Linked DNA regions of Homo sapiens: regions 2 and 3 are each linked to region 1. A link is a contact called in ENCODE Hi-C or POLR2A ChIA-PET data. All regions are on one chromosome and are shown on one strand. Each heading gives the region's core, a stretch centred on a gene start or an enhancer-like site at or near the end of the contact. The rest is flanking DNA. Distances are from core to core; before and after follow the strand shown. Region 1 holds the start of SLC14A1 (solute carrier family 14 member 1 (Kidd blood group)). Region 2 overlaps LOC105372093 (a long non-coding RNA gene). Region 3 overlaps SLC14A2 (solute carrier family 14 member 2).

Region 1 (2,990 bases), core at 301-2,800:
GTCTTATGGAATAGGTCAGCTCTGGTGGTTCTTAATTTTTCAGTCTTGGGCCAGGCACATTAATGCCACCCAAGGTTCGGTTCAAGTCAACAAACAAGTGAAGCAGCAGTTTCTGTGTGCTGGAGTATGCAGAGAGGGCTAGGACTTAGCGATGCGGTGGGCACAGACTATCTTCACGGTCACTTTGAACTAATCTTGGGGTGGGGGTTGAACAACCACAAAGAAAGAGCTCTGCTATCCCCAGTTTCACCCTATGCCCTTGCCAGAAGCAGTTACTCTCTGACAAACAAATGTCTCCCTGTGCCTCAAAGCTGACACATCTACAGCAAGGCTTATGTGTGCTGAAGTTAACATCCCAAGAATATCCTGGAAGCTGCACCTGAAGAGCTTTCCAGCAGAAGTCAAAAAGCACTTTTCATACCCCAGATCACTAGTAAAATGAAGCAGTGCTTAGCATTTTAATACAAGGCAATATCAAGATTTCAGGTCAACTAATATCCTCTATTTTATTACACGAAATAAAATATATTCTATTGCCAGCATGTATTAGAAATTTGTGCAATTGGAGAGACCTGAAGTCTTCAATTTTCCATGCTTCAGCTATTACTTTTAAAAATAATATGAAGTGTTGGATATGGATATAGAAGAAAGCATTTAAACACTCATGGTCTAGCATAATAAAGAGACTTTCAGCATTGACACTTATTTGGTACTTACTATAATCTTTATTTTAGGTAGTTTTTGATTTTAAGTAGCAGGAGATGCCCAGTTTTCTTTAAAGCTGTAATTGGAAACAAAGAAAATGCTGTCAGATATTCCTGTGTCCTGGTTAAAACACTTCCCTCCTTGGAAAACACTACTCCCAGAAGTCTTGATTCCAGACTCCAGAGAGTGCAGCTGCAAGGAAGCTGCCAAATTCGTGGCTTCAGTTGTGACTGACTTGTTCTCCCGATGGGTGCACAAGAACATTCCCTTCAGCATGACAGCACACACAGAGGAGTCCATAAATCCATCACTGGAAAGGGCCATTCCCAGTGGCCCACTTTTTTCTTTTGAGTCTTGTAGACACTCGCCTCGAACTTATTTCAAGAACACAGCCCAAATTATTATTTCAAGAACACAACCTGAAACTCCTAATAGTGTTGATTAACCCAGAATCATTGAGCACATTGGGTGGACACCTCCCTGCAAACCCTCTTCCACATCAGCTCAGGTGCTGCATGCACCTTGCTTCAGAAATCACGAATAAAGGCATGCCTTTGAGCTTCCAGGAAGAAGCCTGTGGCTTTGGTAAATTGCTTTCTAGTCTACCAGAACTCTGATTTTGCTACTTCTGATCAATTCCGGTGATATAAAACATTTTCTTCATTAAGAAAAAGAGCAAAACTTAGAACTGTGAAGACAAGCCCCAAATGATGAATAGTTGGAAATGAATAGAAATAAGGATGAGTACTTACACCACTCTAGCTGGCTTCCTGGCAGCAGAAGGCAGTGGCTGATAAAGATTTGCCCACCTCCACGACAAGGGAGAGTGCTTCTCAGGAGATGGTGCTGGAGGGAGGCACCTAACAGTTATATACTCAGAGCCCCACTCTGCTCTGTGTGTTTGTGGGCTCGGCTTTCTCCTCCCACTTCAGGCATCAATGCCAAAGCAACACCAAGGAACTGGTCCCCTGGCTTCAGTACCCGATGTCTCTCTCTCTGTTCTTGACAGAGTACCAACTGCTTTGCCACAGTTTCCACAGCATTCCAAGGTCTTTGACCAGCAATAATCCTACCAAAATGCATCTTTTTCTTCTCCTGTTTCCTCTGGCCCCTACTCATATTTTTGGAAAGATTTACAACTGAAAAGGATCAACACGGTGTCAAACTAAAAACCATGGGGCAGGTTGCTGCTGTGTGGACTCGGAAGCTAAGCGACTGCTCCTGGGGTGAAATTTTCTTAGACTTGGCACAACTTCTACACAGATGTAAGACTCCAGCAAGGGCCTGAGGGGCTGTTGGGAGGGTGGGGAAGATAAGGTACATGCAAGTTGTTTTCTGAAGGCCAGCTGCCTTTTTCCCAGTGAGGAGAAAACAAAAATATCAGTGTTTCCCTGGAATGTCTGTCTTCCCAGGTGAGAATTCTTGGACATACTCTGCTGCCTCTTTAAAAGTCAGGAAGCAAACATTCTATAGCAGGGAAATCTAAAACTGAATTAAAATATCTCCTCCTTCCCCCTTCTTTTTAAATTTCAATTTTGTGGCTTGTTCTGTTATGGCAAAAATCTAACTCAAATCTACTTTTATGAGTGCAGAATTTTAAAAAAATATATGTGTATATATGTATATGTGTGTATATATGTAACATATATACATCTATATTACATACATACATGTATATATGTAGATATATACATATAATAAATATACATATATACATATATTACATATGTGTAGATATATATGTGTGTATATATGTAATATATATACATATATACATATACTTTTAAATATATATATAATATATATATGTAATCCCACAGCCAGCCATGCAGATGTCATAGGTCTTTTATCTGGGTCTCCTGCCTGCTTGGATGTGCAGATAGTACTTATCAGCCTTCAGCTAGGTGGCCCATGGCTGGGAGCTCTCTGGCTCCACCCGCTGGACACCCGCCAGACCACAGGGTTCTTGCCGGCTTGGGACATCCTTCCTCCAAGTGCCTCCCGAGCAGCTGAGGTAGGGTGTGTATAGGTCTAGGTTCATAATAAGAGTTTCCAGGTTCAGGCAAATCTCCTTCCAACATTTTTTCCCTGGTAAAATAAGGAGAAAATAAGCTCCTCGGGTTTCCCTGAAGGAGAAAAATGAATCTTCAGGAGACAGTGTGAGTGGCCTGCTTTGGGAATGAAAGGAATCATACTAGTGTCTCCATGACTTCCTTATGCAAATGGACCACTGTCCCTGATAGAAATAATCATGCTAATGATGGTAATGAGAATAATAACTGCCA
Region 2 (2,917 bases), core at 418-2,917, 36 kb after region 1:
ATTCTACTCAAATTCCTGTGCTGAGACCCCCTCTGTCTACCCACCTCCTTCAGTTCTTCAGATAGCCAGGAGAATTGGCCTTCTTAAGTCATTTGCGATGCAGGTAAAAATGCAGATACCCCATCACTTACTGAATCCCAATATCTTAGGGTTCAGGGGAGGTGCTAGAATCTGCATTTTGGTTAAACATTATCTTGCTTAGTACCCACCTCCTGGAATTAATTCCAGGCTTACAGGGATGCTGAAGTAGGGGTCCATCTGTCAGTAAATATGTATCCACGTGCCAGGCCTGGAATGGGGGCCATGAAAATACATAATCTGGCCCCTCAGAGGTTATAATGTGTTGGGGAAGATGAGTTATTCACAGGTTGTGGTGTGATGTGTTGGGCAGGAAGCCAAGTCATGGGGGTGCTCCCCACTCACACGCTCATGATTGGGTGAAATCCGGCTAAACATTGATTCAAAGAGCACCCAGGGGAGTATGCAGGGATGGGGAAAAAGCCAGCTACTCTTTCTGCCTTTCTCCAGTAGGGCGTTTCATGAGCTGATTATGAGTAGGGATCTGTCTGGGTCTTTCCTTTGCTCCAGCTGGAAAATCTACAAATATTTTGGTTGTGGGGTGCCTTCCTGGTTTGTTCCAGTCCCTGCACCATGGAGCCTGGGTGTGCTGGGTCTTCAGGATAGAAGGTGCCACCTCTCTCTGCACTTCCTTTGCTCCCTGGGGTGCTTGTCAAGTGAGTACCCCACAAGTGAGGCTCTGTGTATATTGGGGTGTTGTGTTGCTGTCTCATGCTGTCATGGGTGAGGAAGGAGTTTGAAAGCAGAGAACTAGCCCAGGGGGATCTTTGATGCTGCAGCCATGGGAGAGCAAGCTCCAGTTGCCACCAAGAGCTCAGCACAGGACCAGCTACGTAATTCATGGGGCCCAGTACAAAATGTAAATATGATTCATTTGTTCAAAAGCTATTAAGACTTGCAAGACACTGATGGGAGGACAGATGACAACAGAGAAGGCAATGCCTCTCTTTTGCTGGACATAACTTATAACTTTAGTATAACTGTGTCTGTCACTTACTCATTCACTGCGGGAGAGAGGCCCCAGTTAGGGGAATGTACAAAACTCATCGCTGTTCACAAGGAGTTCACAGTCTGTTCATGTTGAGAACCTGGGGCTAAGGCCAAGGAGCCACAGCGGGGCCTGGGAGAACAGGAAGCCAGTCCCTGAAGGCGGCTTGTGGCCCAGGAATGGTGATGGGTGCTCCAGCCACAGCCCAGACTCCCTGTCCTGCCCTCCAGGCTGTCACTTTAATCTTGTGTCCTGAGCTTTCCATCTTGCTGTATGCTAGGGTTAGAAACTAGCTAGGAATCAGTGTCTCTCTGGAAGCTTAAAAACAAGAACTACACACAGATGAGCAGAATAGGATTCACAGGTCTTTAGAGGGGCCAGGAACACAGCTTACATTTGTCCAAATCCAGAGGTTAAGAACTGTATGGTTACAGCCCTCCTCTGACCTCAGGGACAGAGACAATCTCCATTTGACAAAATCATGCTGCCTGGGGCTCCTCCCACTTGAGAGCTCTCTAGAGAATCTTCTCCCTGCAGCCCTGCACAGAGCAGCACAGCACAGCACCGAGCAGCCCCCACACCTTCTACTGATGGGGCCCCCTGGGGAGCTTTGGCAACCACCCCGGCCTGGGCCGCCCCTAAGGTTCTGATAGAGCTAGTCTGGGCTGTTGCCTGGGCCCCAGGGTTTGTAATGCTCTGCTGCCCGACTTGCCCACCTCCCCGCCCCATGACACCCCTTGAAACTACTGCTCAGGCCATGCCGTAAGAGACAGGTGGACCCTAGTGACCCAGACTGACCCATCAAGAAGCAAGCACTGGGGAGAGGAGTGAAAGCCACCCCATCCCTCTCCCAGCCCCAGCCCTGGCCCCACCAGACAGTTCAAAGAGGGGTGGAGCCTCACCCCATGGCAAAAACTGCTATTTTTTTTTTTTTTTTGCACTCTTCCTGTTACAGTACCAGCTGGCCGCCAGCACCTGCTCTCTACATGGCTCCATGTTCTGCTTTTCTCCACCTCTTTAACCCCTGACCACAGCTGTCTGCCTGCACAGGGCTCCCTGCATGGCTGTCTCAGTGGAGCTGCTTTTCTACGCCCACTGCCTGCCCATTGGCTTGCCCCCTTGCAATAACTGCTGTCATCACCATTTCCCAACTTCCACCTTCTGCCCCCATTCCAGGCCAGCCCTTAACCCCATCCTACCTGCTCACAGGGCACAGCTGCTGCTTCTCACTGGGGCCATGCCTCTGACCTCTAGCCAGCTCTGCCTGTGTCTGTGGTGCCTGACTGAGAGCAGCGTGGTCGGAGGGGCTCCGGACAACCCCCTGCTCCTCTTTTCTAGGGCCAAGGCGCTCACTCAGCAGGCTTCTAGGTCTAGGGCCAAAGCAAAACCTTGCTTTTGTGCTCAGCCTACTGAGCCGGATGTTACTGGTTAGTGGTTTTCTTTATCTAGTCTTCTTTGTGGTGCAGGGTGAGTCCCCAACAACAGTGAGAAAGAGAGAAACTTCACTTTAGAGGATTCTCTGTGCTGTCTGTGCTCCTCCTGCCTCAGTGCTCAGTGCTTCTCACTGCATCTCCTGGCAGGTCTACTACCCCTTATGCAAACCCACCTGGGAACTGAGGATGGGGACTGGGGTTTAACGGAGTGCTGAAGAGTGACTCAAATTAGAAACAGTTGGGGTCCAAGAAATAGGCAGCACCGTTGTTTTCCTGCCCCAGCTGCATGTTAGAATCACCCCAGGAGCTTTAAAAAAATTACCTGTGCCCAGGCCCATTGCTGGCTTAATTGGCCTGAGGTAGGGCCTGGCATCAGAATCAGAGGATCCTGATCTAACCAAGAGTAAGAACCTGTGCA
Region 3 (2,700 bases), core at 86-2,585, 58 kb after region 1:
TGAGATAGCAGAAGTGTTCTGTTCAGAAATGAGAGCTCATGAGCTCACACTCTTGCATGTATTGCTATTTATAGTTCAAGAGGCTGTATGTCTGTTTTAACAGCAAAACTCCCAGCTTCCAGGAAAGACCACAGTAACAGAGTGCAGTCTAGTCTAAGTCTAGTCTATAGGGAACCCCCATGGCAATGGGTTTCCTGGGGATGGGTGGAGGTGAGTTTTTAGGGTCAGGGTCAGTGTTGTTCTCATAGAATTTTACCTTTAAGTCCCTCTCCACACTCCTTCATCTCTCCTGTGATGTAGCTGAGGGCTTTGCTGACCCTTTTCCCACTGGCAGCCATGGAACTCCGAATCCAGGATGTCTTGGAAATGTTTGTTTCCACTTTTATCTCAGAGCTCTCCTCCATGGTGTCCAGATCCTGTCCAGGACAGAGATAGGCAAGAGTCTCCCACATTCGGTGGTTCTTACACTGAGAATTCATGTTTGTGGTCACTCAGGGACCAAATAAGATTGTCATTTGGTATTTCATTAAATTGCTGTTTAACCTCCCTGTTTCTGTAGATTAGACTGTCTTTTGTTTGACACATGACCTCATCTAATAGGTTAACTACCGTGAGGCACAGTAAGATAACATCTTTACTTTCGTTCTGTGGAGGAGGACTCTGGCAAGTGGAGGTTCTCATTTTCAAAGGTCAAGGTCAAACAGTAGAACTGAGATTAACCACAGATTTTTAGTCTTTTTTTTTTTTTAACATTAATACTCTTTCCAGAAGAAATGGCTTTCTCCCTGGCATGTCTAGTCTTTAAGATATAACTGTTCATAAACATAAGGGTATGAAATTGAACATGTGAAGATTCTGTTTTTGAAAACAGGCACCAGCTTATTTCCTAAATGCTTGAATACTGGGTTTAAAGGAAGCCTGATAATAATTCAAATACAAGGAATATGAAAAGTTACAAAGTAAACTGTGAAAGAGACATTTTTGTCCCAGGTAATTACATTTCAGAAAATACGAATGCAAGAAAAGTTTGCCTAAATCGGAGAACCTTGTTTACAGCTCTCAGCTCCCTCATCTGCTGTGGGCTCTGTGACTGTAGGGCGCTGTCCCTGATTCAGGACACTCAGTACTCACAAGCAGCTCGACTGTGGGCTTCCGGTATCGATAGGGAAATGGGTCTTTGTTTTGTCTTTCCTGGTGTTCGCCTTTTCCAAACACTGGAGTTAGAAGGAAAGAGCACCATCAGTTAGGACACCTCTACTCTGGCACCTCAGAAGCTAATGTCCTGCAAGGCTCAAGAGGTGTTAAGATTATGCAGTATTTCCTGTTCCTACTGAGGAAGCACAGAATCATGGGGCCTTGCAGCTCGAAGGCTCTTTTGTTCTTTTACTGGTCATGGATCCATCTGGGCCCTCGCTTTGGGGAAAAAGTGTACATCTTCATATAAACAGGGCATTTTACAAGGAATTTAGGGAGCTCAGAGATTCCACTAACTTTTAATTAAGAAGCCCTCATTTAGCTCAACCTTGATAATTTTTTAGATGAGGAAACAGCAGCCTGGAGAGACAGTGACTTGTGCTTGATCCCGGAATCCAGGGTTCTTTCTCCTGTTCCACATGGAGAACTTGAAGGTGAACAAAAAAAAAAAAAAAAAAAAAAAAAAAAGAAACTTGGTTGTTGTTGAAGCCCTTCACTTCCTGTTCATAAAGTATTAAGCTGCCTGAGCCATGAGCCATGCATAATCTGTGTTTGAATTTGGCCATGACTCTCCTCACCTGGATGACCTCAGGCTGTTCTGTTTGTTTTTGTTTTTGTTTTTTTAAGGTATTGTAGTAGCAATGGCTGGTGGGATTAGGACAAGAGACATCCATGTAATCTCTTGAAGCAGATTTTGGCAAGCCTTTGTAATTGTAGAAAACTCTTGCAATGTGGATCTAAACATTTTTATTATTACAGGTAATTTACTTTTAGAGACCACCAATTTCAGTAGGGTTTTATGCATCCTGAAAGATGTTCAGGCCCCTGGAAGTTTCCTTCTTGATGCTTTGGTTCCCTCCTGTGGTCAAGTGTGAGAATAGCAGGCTGGGCTCTGACTACCCTGTGTTTTCAGACTGAATTGCCTGTTCCCCCGTTCTGCACTCATGAGTCGTCAGGGTGTCAAAACACTAGAAGGGATGCATCGAAGGCACTGTGTTCCCACTTCTGAAGGGACAGGGACTGCAGATACCAGTGTGTTTGGGAGGTGACACCATTCAGGACAAACAAATTCATTTTGAAAGCTTTGAAAGGAAGAGTAGGAAGCAGAAGGGATCCCTTGAAATTGGAGGCCTGTGTGTGATATCCCCACTGACCCGCTGTTTCTGTCTGAAGCTCCTCTCTGCCTGCCAGTGCTGCAGGGCTCTCTACTATGCTCTCCCCAACCACAGCCCCTATCCTGAGACGATGTTAGGAGGAATTTATTAAGCCTTTGAGGCAAACCGTGGTCTCTTCCACACTCTGCTGGGGAACCTCTATCAAAGACAAACTCCTGAGCTACAGGGGCCCTTGAGATGTGCAATGTCCTCGGCAATCCCCTCTCCACCTCGTGTATTTTCCCATATTCACTCAAAGTCCATTTCTCTGGGCTAACTGACTTGTGGTATGAAATGATGAGACTTGGGGGAGCTGGAGGAAGAAGGTCATTCAGGCATCTTCTGGGGAGCA

The links. A loop is a pair of places that touch in the nucleus more often than their neighbours do. ChIA-PET counts read pairs that join two places held with the same protein, here RNA polymerase II (POLR2A). Pooled maps may share reads with other maps.
Region 2: a map of mammary epithelial cell shows a loop between it and region 1 (3-fold over the local background). The contact joins the enhancer-like site here to the promoter of SLC14A1 in region 1. A Hi-C loop is called at or near these places in 5 of 168 maps with a recorded cell type or tissue (MCF 10A, endothelial cell of hepatic sinusoid, endothelial cell of umbilical vein and 2 more), 6 of 37 single-sample maps with no recorded cell type and 18 of 50 pooled maps. POLR2A ChIA-PET finds 5 or more read pairs at or near these places in 3 of 52 experiments (AG04450, activated T-cell and activated naive CD8-positive, alpha-beta T cell).
Region 3: a loop to region 1 is called in a map of natural killer cell, with 10 times the contacts of the local background. The contact joins the enhancer-like site here to the promoter of SLC14A1 in region 1. A Hi-C loop is called at or near these places in 15 of 168 maps with a recorded cell type or tissue (B cell, CD4-positive, alpha-beta T cell, CD4-positive, alpha-beta memory T cell and 10 more), 34 of 37 single-sample maps with no recorded cell type and 21 of 50 pooled maps. POLR2A ChIA-PET finds 5 or more read pairs at or near these places in 5 of 52 experiments (CD4-positive, alpha-beta memory T cell, activated T-cell and activated naive CD4-positive, alpha-beta T cell).

What each region holds. Positions count from the first base shown.
Region 1 is chr18:45,722,741-45,725,730 of GRCh38, reverse strand. It overlaps SLC14A1 (solute carrier family 14 member 1 (Kidd blood group)), which reads right to left and starts at 1,550. Exons shown (of 10, transcript NM_015865.7): 1 at 1,458-1,550; 2 at 718-781. All of the region lies in intron 6 of LOC105372093 (a long non-coding RNA gene), which reads left to right. It overlaps LOC105372092 (a long non-coding RNA gene), which reads right to left. Exons shown (of 4, transcript XR_935422.3): 4 at 2,696-2,793.
Region 2 is chr18:45,686,566-45,689,482 of GRCh38, reverse strand. The region is part of intron 7 of LOC105372093 (a long non-coding RNA gene); the gene reads left to right. Among named protein-coding and RNA genes, the nearest start is that of SLC14A1, 36 kb to the left of the region's middle. Within about 2 kb of position 1,667, at least 10 of the 41 ENCODE cell types and tissues checked have a DNase peak (open chromatin) inside an H3K27ac peak, as active enhancers do.
Region 3 is chr18:45,664,651-45,667,350 of GRCh38, reverse strand. SLC14A2 (solute carrier family 14 member 2) reads right to left here. Exons shown (of 20, transcript NM_007163.4): 12 at 1,132-1,214; 13 at 257-416. The region is part of intron 7 of LOC105372093 (a long non-coding RNA gene); the gene reads left to right. Among named protein-coding and RNA genes, the nearest start is that of SLC14A2, 51 kb to the right of the region's middle. Within about 2 kb of position 1,335, at least 7 of the 41 ENCODE cell types and tissues checked have a DNase peak (open chromatin) inside an H3K27ac peak, as active enhancers do; they include CD8-positive, alpha-beta T cell, GM12878 and natural killer cell, where a contact is called at or near this core.